Linked DNA regions of Homo sapiens: all the other regions are linked to region 2. Evidence: chromatin contacts called from ENCODE Hi-C or POLR2A ChIA-PET data. All regions are on one chromosome and are shown on one strand. The core of a region is the stretch at or near the end of the contact, and the rest is flanking DNA. Distances in the headings are between cores, read along the strand shown. Region 1 holds the start of MAP2K2 (mitogen-activated protein kinase kinase 2). Region 2 has its middle 6.1 kb from the start of ZNF77. Region 3 holds the start of EBI3 (Epstein-Barr virus induced 3).

Region 1 (3,754 bases), core at 1,210-3,709, 1.2 Mb after region 2:
ACCCCCTGGAACCCCTGTCCTGATCCCACTAGACCTCCCCCAGCAGAAACCCCTCCATCTGGAACCCGCTAGAACTCCCATCCTGACCCCGCTAAAGCCCCCCCATGTCCTGACACCCCTAAGACACCCCCTTGTCCTCAGATACCCCAGAACTCCCACCCTGACCCCCCCAAAGTCCCCCGATCCTGACCTTTCTAGGGTCTCCCACCCCATCGTGACCCCCTAGGACACCCCTCTCCCACATCCTGACCCTTCTGGGAGCCCCCTGTCCTCCCCTCTCTTCCCTTTTCCCTGGTTGTCTATGGACCTCCTCACCCCATCCTCTCCCCTAAGGGACCCCCCTGCCCCACCTTGGCACCCTAGGTGCCCTCTTCATCCCATGCCAACCTCATTACTCAGGGACTCATTCCCCAAAAGGACCGCTCCCCGCCCCCCCAAGACCTCTCAGCCTGTCCTCCCCACCCAGGTGCTGCACTCTCAACCTGTGGCTCAGGCACCCTCCCACCCCATCTCTCCCCCATAGGAACCCTCCCACCCCATCTCTCCCCCATAGGGACCCTCCCACCCCATCTCTCCCCCATAGGGACCCTCCCACCCCATCTCTCCCCCATAGGGACCCTCCCACCCCATCTCTCCCCCACAGGGACCCCCTCACCCCATCTCTCCCCCATAGGGACCCCCTCACCCCATCTCTCCCCCATAGGGACCCTCCCACCCCATCTCTCCCCCATAGGGACCCCCTCACCCCATCTCTCCCCCATAGGAACCCTCCCACCCCATCTTTCCCCCATAGGGACCCCCTCACCCCATCTCTCCCCCAAGGGACTCGCTTCACTATCATTTCAATATGCAGAACACCCCTTGCCTATCCTTCCCCCACAGGCCCCCACCGACACATCCTCTCCTCCCAGGGACCCCCTCAACCCCATCTCACAATTCAGGGGCCCTGCACCCCATCTTCTCTCTGCAAGGACATCTCCTTGGCCTGATCTCACGACTTAGGGATTCCAAACCCCATCTTTTCCCCAAAGGGATCTCCCCTCACTCCAATCTCATTACTCAGGGACCCCACCATCTCCCCGATTTCACTATTCAGGGACCGTTCACCCCATTTCACTACTCAGAGACCTACCACCATTCTGCTACTCAGTGACTCCATGCCCTGTCTTTTCCCACAGGGACCTCCCTTGGCCCTATCTCATTATTGAGGGACCCTTACCCCGTCTTTTCCTACCAGGGACCCTACCCCATCTCAGTCTCATTACTCAGGGACCCCTCACCCCATCCTCTCCCCTCTGGAGCCCCCTTGCCCAGATTTCCTCCTCAGGGGCTGCCTGACCTCCCCACACCCCATCCTCTCCTCTCAGGAATGCCCTGCACCCCGATTTCCCTACTCAGGGTCTCCCCTCACCCTCATCTCATGACTACGGCAACCTTTACTCCGTCCTTTCCTCTTAGGAACTCTTCACCCTCATTTCACTACTCAAGGACCCCACACTGTGTTCTCTCCTCTTAGAGATACCCCTCACCCCGATCTCACTGCTTGGGGAGCCTCATCCTGTTCTCTCCTTGGGGACACCCCTCATTCCGATTTTCCTACTGAGGGACTCCCCTCACCCCAGCTTCACTTTTCAGAAGCCCCACACCCCATCTTCTGCACTGCAGGGACCTCCCCTCACTCAACCTCGCTGCTCAGGGACCCCTGTCCCCATCCTCTCCTCTTAGAGACATCCTTCACCCCAACTTCACTACTCAGAGACTCCCGTTATCCCAATTCCACTCTTCAGGAACCCCACACCCCATCTTTTCCACCACAAGGACCTCCCCTCGCCCAATCTCACTGCTCAAAGACCCCCCTGCCCCGTGCACCCTTCGCCCCGTCCTCCGAGGGCCCCCTGCCCCGTCCTCCCCCGAGGGCCCCCTGCCCCGTCCTCCCCCGAGGGTCCCCTGCCCTGTCCTCCCCTCGAGAACCCCCTGCCCCGTGCACCACTCACCCCGTCCTCCCCCGTGACCCCCCTGCCTCGTGCACTCCTCGCGAACCCCCGTCCCCTCGCCCCGTCCTTCCCCGAGGGCTCCCTGCCCCGTGCACCCCAAGCCTCCGGCTGACCCCTGCCCACTCACTCGGAGGCGCCCTCGCTGGTAGGGGATGGGCCCTCGGCGATGGTAGGGTTGATGGTGAGCGCCGGCAGCACCGGCTTCCTCCGGGCCAGCATCGGGGCTCCGCGGGCCGGCGGCGGCGGCGCCTCTAGCCGGGGCCCATAGGGGGCGGGCCGGGAGCGGTCGGCGCCTACGCGAGCCCGGGGCTGCGGCCGCGGCCCAGGCCGGCGTCGGGGCGGCCGAGGGCGGGCGGCGCTGCGGGCCTGGGCCGAGGGTAGCCGAGGGGCGCTGGGGCTGAGGCGAGCGAGCCGCTACCGCTGCCGAGGCCCGAAGAAGGCTGACGCCGCAGCCCGAGTCCGAGAGGCAGGGGGAGGGGAGGGGCGGCCACAAGATCGCGGACCGGCTTCTCGCGATAACGGGATCGGGAGCCGCGATGGACCCCACCCCCAGCCGCCGCGCCTGCGCAGCAGCACAAGGCCGCCTTTCGGAGGGGAAAGGGGCGGAGACCGACGCGAGGCGGTGCCGGGACCGGGCGCCCTCGCTTGCCTTACCACGGCGCGTGTGCCCAAGCGCTTGGGGCATGAGGCGCGGGAGCAGGGGAGGAGACGGAGGGATGAAGGCTGGGGTGATGGTCGTGCACAGGTGGGCAGGGTAGCCAGACTCCTGAGAGCCTGTGGTGCCCCAGGCTGGGGCTGAGAGAACCCGTAAGACCCCAGAACAGTGGACGAGACCCACCCAGAGTCCATTTAATCTTTTTGGCAAGCGTGGACACACGCCCCTAGCCCCCACCGCCTTAGAGTGTCAGTTACTCCCCCTCCTTCATCAGAACAAGGCCACTCTAAAACATTTTTAAAATTTATTTTAATTGACAAATAAAATTGCATATATTACTATGCGCATGTTGAAACATTTTTATTATAAAATACACATAACATAAAACTTGTCATTTTAACCATTTCTAAATGCACAGCTCAGCGGCATTAAGCAACCACCACCACCACCATCTCCAGAATTTTCTCATCTTCCGAAACTGAAACACTGTCCCCTATGAAACCTCACTCCCTATCCCCCTCCCCAGCCCCTGGAACCCAACGTCGTACTTCCTGTGAATCTGATGATTCTAGGGACTTCATATGAGTAGGATCACACAGGTTTTGTCCCTTTGTGGCTGGCATATTTCACTGAGGGCCACGTCCTCAAGGTGCCTGTTGTAGCTGTGTTAGATCCACGTTGTAACCTGTGTTAGAATTTACCCACTTGACTACTCCGGGCATACTTCCAATCGGGTAGCCCTGCTCCAAAAAAGAGCAGAAAAAAAAAAAAAAAGAAAAATTTCCCTTTTTTTTTTTTTGAGACGGAGTCTCGCTCTGTCACCCAGGCTGGAGTGCAGTGGTGCGATCTCGGCCCACTGCAAACTCTGCCTCCCGGGTTCACGCCATTCTCCTGCCTCAGCCTCCCGAGTAGCTGGGACTACAGGTGCCCACCACCATGCCCGGCTAATTTTTTTGTATTTTTAGTAGAGACGGGGTTTCACCGTGTTAGCCAGGATGGTCTCCATCTCCTGACCTCGTGATCCACCCGCCTCGATCTCCCAAAGTGCTGGGATTACAGGCGTGAGCCACCGCACCCAGTCAGGATTTTCCTCCTTTTTAAGGCT
Region 2 (3,707 bases), core at 315-2,814:
TTGTGTATGTATAGCGTTAACGGGTGAATTGCGTCCCCACAAATCCGTAAGGTGAAGGCCTAACCCACAGTACCTCAGAAGGTATTTGAAGATAGGCCTTTAAAGAGGCAATTCGATTAAAATGAGATTAAGGTGGGCTCAAATCCAAAAGACTGGCGTGCTATTCATTGCAGGGTGTTGAGCAGCACCCTAGACCTCCTCATCCACTGGATGCCAGTCGCCCCAACCCCATCCCCGGTTGTGACAACCAAGTCTGCAGACATTGTCCAGTGTCCCCTGGGCGTAAAATTTCTCCTCCCCTCTTTGATAATCACTGCTTTAGACTCTATTTGGTCTTAGAGTCTTTTCTCTGAAGTCCATCATTTTATCCGCCGTAACCCTGCTGTCTTCACTTAAGGGGTCCAAGACGTTTACAGGAGGGTGATAATGGTGATGATGAGCTGCCAATAATAATCCACACACAGCACTATTTGACAAATGCAGGTAATGTTATGTATTTTACAGACCTGGAAACTGAGGCACTTAGGGGCTTGGCAACTTGCCTAATATCACCCGAGAGCTGATTAAGGCTTGGGGCCAGGACTGGGACCCCAGGATGAAGCCCAGCTGAGCAGAAAACCTCTGTGCACAGGATGCAGCAATCAAGATAATAAAAATCAACTCCGACTGAGAAAGTATCTGCCTACACATTCATCAGGCTGGGAGGACAGACCCAGATGGTATCAGTTGGAAAATTAACAGAAAACAGTATTTTTGCCAAGGACACCTTTTTCTGAGCCATCAATGTCTTCTAGCTCGCTAAATGCCTTCCTTGCCCATTACAATCATACACAGTGATTGACATTTTATCAGTAAGAATAAACTTCCCTTTTCCGGCCGGAGGGTCTGATTTTCTTGGACACAGAGAATCCGTCTCCATTTCCAACCCAGGTGCAGGGCTCTGATAAGCGGTTTCCGGACATAACAATCTACAGCGGTCTTATCTTGTGGTTCCCAAGGAAACAGGTCCCGGCTGCACTTCGCAGCCCAGACCCGAGGGTGACCCCTTTACAAGCTTGCTCTTTGCCAAATGGAAACCACGCAGTATTTACATTTCACCTAAACCCCACCCTTCCCTCCAAATCCGATGGGTTACTCAGGCCTAGGATCCTCAGGCCTAGGGGGTCAAAACGCCCCGCGTCCCCAACCAAGACCCCTGAAGTCTAGCGGGGTTCCACTGGCCTCCGGAGCCTCCTCCCTGGGGCGCGGTGCCAGGACTTCGCCATTAAACGAGCCCGCCCCCTGCACTTTGAACTCTGCCCCCATCCTTTGACCCAAACCCCCCTACGCCCCGGCATCGGAGTCCCCTTGCTTGGCCTCTGCCACGAAGATACGGGGCCAGGTCCAGCAGTACAAGGAGGAGAAACCGCTCTCACGGGAGGCGCTGCGGCCACTGAGGGAGACGGCCGCCGCGGGTCACAGACGGATGCTTCCGTTTCCGGTTCCGGGGCGGCTGGGAGCTGAAAAGTGGGCTAGTAATGAGCTTGGGATTGGTGGAGCCTCAAAGATAGGCGGGACGACCTACGTCGTCCAATCGCTGAGCAGGAAAAGCTAGTTTCCGCCGTCTGGGAGATAATTGGCATTGTTGGCAGATCCGCCCCTCGAGGGCAAGTCTCGGGACAGAATCGCGCTGTGGGCGTGGCTTGTACTGGATCCTCCCCGGGGCGTGGCTAAAACAAGACCGAGGTCCCGGGACGAGGTTGGGGGCGTGGTCTTTCGCGCAATCCTCCAACGCCCAATTACCCTGATAAACAATAAACGCTAAAATAAGTAATAAATGCTCATTTCCTCCAGCCAACACATTCCTCGTGATAACATACTCCTGCACAAAGATATTCCCATTGTTGGGATTTTTCTTCCTTGAATGTCTGTTATTTCTTCCAGAAATAAGGTCATTTTTATGCATTTACATGTGGCTTTTCTTATTAATGAGTGCGTTGTGATGTTCCCTTCTGGCCACTAGATGGCCACGTAGCTCACATTTTCAAATTCGCGGATATTTTGTTTTAGTTGCTTTAGACATAGGTGTCCAATCTTTTGGCTTCACTGGGACACATTGGAATAATTGTCTTGGGCCACACATAAAATACAGGAACACTAACTATAGCTGATGAGCTAAAACAAGACAAAAATTGCAAAATAATCTCATAATGTTTTTTTTTTCTTTTTTTTTTTTTTTTTTTGAGACGGAGTCTCGCTCTGTCGCCCAGGCTGGAGTGCAGTGGCGCGATCTCGGCTCACTGCAAGCTCCGCCTCCCGGGTTCAAGCCATTCTCCTGCCTCAGCCTCCCGAGTAGCTGGGATTACAGGCGCCCGCCACCAAGCCCGGCTAATTTTTTGTATTTTTAGTAGAGACGGGGTTTCACCGTGTTAGCCAGGATGGTCTCGATCTCCTGACCTCGTGATCCGACTGCCTCGGCCTCCCAAGTGCTGGGATTACAGGCGTAAGCCACCACTCCCAGCCAATAATCTCATAATGTTTTAAGAAAGTTTACGAATTTGTGTTGGGTGCATTCAAAGCCATCCTGGGCTTCATCCGGCCTGCAGGCCCTGAGTTGGAGAACTTAGCTTTAGAGTTTAGACACAGGAAAAATGCAGGGGTCTTTGCCTTCCATTGTGAGGCATCATAACTAAGATTAGGAGGCCATCCTGACTTGTCCCCTTGTGTGACACCCAGCGGGCTCCGCATCCCTTGCATTCCCATGCCTGAGCACCTATCTCTTTTACAAGGTAAGCAGTCCTGAAGGATACCAGCAGACCGCCAGATGGGTTACAAATTCCTCATATCCGGTACTGCCAGCGAAAGAGAACAAAAGTCCCTTATTCCTGAATCGGCTTCATCAGCTTCCCCAATCTCCAGCCAATCAACACCAAAAAGCCCAAGAAGCTATTAGCTACAAATTCCTGCCTAAGGCCGGGTGTGGTGGCTCACACCTGTAATCCCAGCACTTTGGGAGGCTGAGGCGGGTGGATCCATCTAAGGTCGGAAGTTCAAGACCAGCCTGACCAACACGGTGAAACCCTGTCTCTACTAAAAATACAAAACTTAGCTGGGCTTGGTGGCACATGCCTGTAATCCCAGCTACTTGGGAGGCTGAGGCAGGAGAATCGCTTGAACCCAGGAGGTGGAGTTGCCGTGAGCCGAGATCGTGCCATTGCACTCCAGCCTGGGCAACAAGAGTGAAACTCCATCTCAAAAAAAAAAAAAAAAAAATTCCTGCCTTAAAAGGGGCCAGGGACTTCTTCCAGGCCCCACATGTGCAGCTAGAGTTAAGGTTTAGCTAATAGTAAACTTTTCCTCATTTTATTTTATTTTTTTGAGATGGAATCCCACTCTGTTGCCAACGCTGGAGTACAGTGGAACAATCAAGACTCACTGCAGCCTCCAAGTCCTGGGTCCAAGCGATTCTCCTGCCTCAAACTCCTAAGTAGCTGGGACTACCAGCACTTGCCAACACACCTGCCTAATTTTTGTATTTTTAGTAGAGACGGGGTTTCACCACGTTGGCCAGGCTGGTCTCAAACACCTGACCTCAGGTGATCTGCCCGCCTCAGCCTCCCAAAGTGTCGGGATTACTTTGGGATTACTGTGGCGTGAGCCACAGCGCCGGGCCAACATTTTCCTCATTTTAATAGTTAAAAAAAAAAAACCTGAGGCTGAGGCAGGAG
Region 3 (3,686 bases), core at 1,142-3,641, 1.3 Mb after region 2:
GTTTAAGCGATTCTCCCACCTCAGCGTCCCAAGTAGCTGGGATTACAGGTGCGCACCACAACGCCCAGCTAATTCTTGTATTTTTAGTAGAGACGGGGTTTCACCATATTGGCCAGGCTGGTCTCGAACTTCTGACCTTGTGACCCGCCCGCCTCAGCCTCCCAAAGTGCTGGGATTAGAGGCGTGAGCCACCACACCCGGCCCTCTGTCGTCTTCTCTTATCTCTCTGTCTCTCTTTCTGTGTCTGTCATCTCCCCGTATCTCTATTTCTGTCTTCCTGTCTTCTTTCTGTCTCTCTTTTGTCTCTCTTTCTCCATCTCTGTCATTGCCCCATCAGTCTTTTTGTTGTTGTTGTTGTTCTTTTTGAGATGGAGTCTCACTCTGTCACCCAGGCTGGAGTGCAGTGGTGTAATCTTGGTTCACTGCAACCTCTGCCTCCCAGGTTTAAGTGATTCTCCTTCCTCAGCCTCCAGAGTAGCTGGGATTACAGGTGCCTGCCACCACGCCCAGCTAATTTTTGTATTTTTAGTAGAGACAGGGTTTCACCATTTTGGTCAGGCTGGTCTCGAACTCCCAACCTCAGGTGATCCATCTGCCTTGGCCTCCCAAGGTGCTGGGATTACAGCCGTGAGCCACCGTGCCCCACCATCTCTCTATCTCTGTCTATCCTACTCTCTCATCTCTGTCTCTCTGTCTCTGTCTCTCATCTTCCCATCTGTGTCTCTCTTTCTCTGTCTTCCTCCCTTATCTCTGTCTCTGTGTCTCTCTCATTTCCCTATCTCTGTCTTCCTCTCTTATCTCTGTCCCTCTGTCTCTCTTCCTCTGTCTGTCTGCTCTCTGTGTTTCTCTTTCTGTTTCCATCATCTCCCTGTCTCTCTCTGTCTCTGTGTCCTCCTCCTCTCATCTCTGTCTCTGTCTCTCTCATTCCCCTGTCTCTCTCTGTCTCTATCATCTCCCTATCTATCTCTGTGTCCTCCTCCTCTCATCTCTGTCTCTCTCTGTGTTTCTGTCTCTGTCATCCCCCTTTCTCTGTCTCTGTCATCTCCCTGTCTCTCTATCTCTGTGTCCTCCTCCTCTCGTCTCTGTCTCTCTGCCTCTCTCATCTGTATCTCTCTCTGTCTCTGTCATCTCCCTGTCTCTGTCTCTCTCTATCTCTGTGTCCTCCTCTCATTTGTCTCTCTGCCTCTCTCATCTGTATCTCTGTCACTTTCTCTGTCATCTCCCTGTCTCTCTATCCCTCTATCTCTGTGTCCTCCTCTCATCTGTCTCTCTGCCTCTCTCATCTGTAGCTCTCTCTGTCTCTGTCATCTCCCTGTCTCTCTATCCCTCTATCTCTGTGTCCTCCTCTCATCTGTCTCTCTGACTCTCTCATCTTTGTCTCTGTCTCTGTCTCTGTCATCTCCCTGTCTATCTCCGTGTCCTCCTCCTCTCATCTCTGCCTTTCTCATCTCTGTGTCTCTCTCTGTGTTTCTGTCTCTGTCATGCCCCTTTCTCTGTCTGTCATCTCCCTGTCTCTATCTATCTCTGTGTCCTCCTCCTCTCATCTCTGTCTCTCTCATCTGTATCTCTCTCTGTCTCTGTCGTCTCCCTGTCTCTCTATCTCTTTGTCCTCTTCCTCTTGTCTTTCTCTCTGCCTCTCTCATCTGTGTCTCTCTCTGTCTCTGTCTCTGTCATCTCCCTGTCTCTGTCTCTCTCTCTCTGTGTCCTCCTCCTCTCGTCTCTTTCTCTCTGCCTCTTTCATCTGTGTCTCTGTGTCTCTCTGTCATCTCCCTGTCTATCTCTGTGTCCTCCTCCTCTCGTCTCTGTCTCTCTGCCTCTTTCATCTGTGTCTCTCTGTCTCTGTCTCTGTCATCTCCCTGTCTCTGTATCCCTCTATCTCTGTGTCCTCCTCTTCTTGTCTCTGTCTCTCTGCCTCTCTCATCTGTGTCTCTCTCTGTGTCTCTGTCTCTGTCATCTCCCTGTCTCTCTGTGTCTTCCTTCTGTCTTCTCTGTCTCTCTGCCTCTCTCCCCCATCTCTGCCTCTGTCTCCCTCCATGTCCCTGAGCCCCTGCCTGCCTGCCTGGGGTTTCCCCCGCTTCAGGGCAGCGGAAGGAAGGCCAGCAGGACATGCTGTGCTGGGAAAAGCCAGCAGGTCTCCACTTCTCCCTTTCACAGCCTCCTCCCCCGCCCCCACCCTCGGGGCCTTCCGAGCAGGGGTGGCCTGTGCTCCCCAGGGGGCTGGGGCTCCTCCACACCCTAATTCATCTCCCTAGCGGCCCCACGAGCCCCACCAGTGAGTCAGACCTGAAGGAAGTCGGGGAGGGGGCGGGCCTTGACCCTGGGCTGGGCTTTCCCCTGGGCAGGTCCCAAGTCCTCACCTCCCCTCTCAAGTCTCCCACGACGTTCCCACCCACTCCTGAGAGCAGAGCTGGCCGCAGCCATGACCCCGCAGCTTCTCCTGGCCCTTGTCCTCTGGGCCAGCTGCCCGCCCTGCAGTGGAAGGAAAGGTATGTGGGGCCCCTGGGGGACTGGGGGGCCCAGGCAGACGGACATGACACGAGGACTGGCCTCGGATCATGTCTGGGGTGGGAAATCACATCCTCCCGTGCCCAATGGTGGGATGGGGTTACCCTCCCATTGTACAGATGGAGGAACTGAGGCACAGAGAGGCAGAGTGCCACATTGGGGGTGGAAGGATGTCACCTTGTGGGTGATAGGGACTGGCAGTCACAGCTCAGAGGTATCCATAGAGCTACACAGACATAGCTACACAGACATGCGAATTTGAGTCACACTCATTCCTTTGGTTTCTTTTTGGTTTTGTTTTTTGAGACAGAGTCTCACTCTGTCGCCCAGGCTGGAGTACAGTGGCACCATCTCAGCTCACTGAAACCTCCATCTCCTGGGTTCAAGCGAGATTCTCCTCCCTCAGCCTCCCGAGTAGTTGGGATTACAGGTGCCCGCCACCATGCCCGGCTACTTTTTATATTTTTAGTAGAGATAGGGTTTTACCATGTTGGCCAGGGTGGTCTTGAACTCCTGACCTCAGGTGATCCACCCACCTCGGGCTCCCAAAGTGCTGGGATGACAGATGTGAGCCACCGCGCCCGGCCGACATTCATTCATTTTGCACTAGAGAACATCTCCATGTCCTTGAAGACAAAATGGTTACAGCAGGGCATGGTGGCTCATGCCTGTAATTCCAGCACTTTGGGAGGCCAGGGCGTGAGGATCGTGAGGCCAGGAATTCGAGACCAGCCTGGGCAACATAGTGAAACCGGACCCCACCAATCTGTACAAAAAATTAAAAAATTAGCTAGATGTGGTGGCACGTGCCTGTAGTCCCAGCTACTTGGGAGGCTGAGGTGGGAGGATAATTTGAGCCCAGGAATTGGAGGCTGCAGTGAGCTATGATTGTGCCACTGCATTCCAGCCTAGGTGACAGAGTGGGATACCTTGTCTCAAAATAATAATAATAATAATAATTTATAGGCTGGGTTTGGTGGCTCACGCCTGTAATTCCAGCACTTTGGGAGGCCAAGGCAGGTGGATCACCTGAGGTCAGGAGTTTGAGACCAGCCTGGCCAACATGGTGAAACTCCCTCTCTACTAAAAATACAAAAATTAGCCAAGCGTGGCAGTACATGCCTGTAATCCCAGCTACTCGGGAGGCTAAGAATCGCTTGAACCCGGGAGGCGGGGGTGGC

What was found. Hi-C counts contacts between places; a loop is a spot of excess contacts on that map. ChIA-PET counts read pairs that join two places held with the same protein, here RNA polymerase II (POLR2A). Pooled maps may share reads with other maps.
Region 1: a loop to region 2 is called in a pooled map, with 5 times the contacts of the local background. The contact joins the promoter of MAP2K2 here to the enhancer-like site in region 2. A Hi-C loop is called at or near these places in 2 of 50 pooled maps.
Region 3: a loop to region 2 is called in a pooled map, with 7 times the contacts of the local background. The contact joins the promoter of EBI3 here to the enhancer-like site in region 2. A Hi-C loop is called at or near these places in 2 of 50 pooled maps. POLR2A ChIA-PET finds 5 or more read pairs at or near these places in 3 of 52 experiments (GM10248, HepG2 and MCF 10A).

What each region holds. Positions count from the first base shown.
Region 1 is chr19:4,121,663-4,125,416 of GRCh38, forward strand. MAP2K2 (mitogen-activated protein kinase kinase 2) reads right to left here and starts at 2,460. Exons shown (of 11, transcript NM_030662.4): 1 at 2,122-2,460. The coding sequence starts at 2,213. RefSeq lists silencers at 2,053-2,302, 2,493-2,612.
Region 2 is chr19:2,949,192-2,952,898 of GRCh38, forward strand. No RefSeq gene overlaps it. Among named protein-coding and RNA genes, the nearest start is that of ZNF77, 6.1 kb to the left of the region's middle. RefSeq lists an enhancer at 1,384-1,453. Within about 2 kb of position 1,565, at least 32 of the 41 ENCODE cell types and tissues checked have a DNase peak (open chromatin) inside an H3K27ac peak, as active enhancers do.
Region 3 is chr19:4,227,132-4,230,817 of GRCh38, forward strand. It overlaps EBI3 (Epstein-Barr virus induced 3), which reads left to right and starts at 2,392. Exons shown (of 5, transcript NM_005755.3): 1 at 2,392-2,486. The coding sequence starts at 2,420. RefSeq lists enhancers at 2,612-2,701, 3,665-3,686.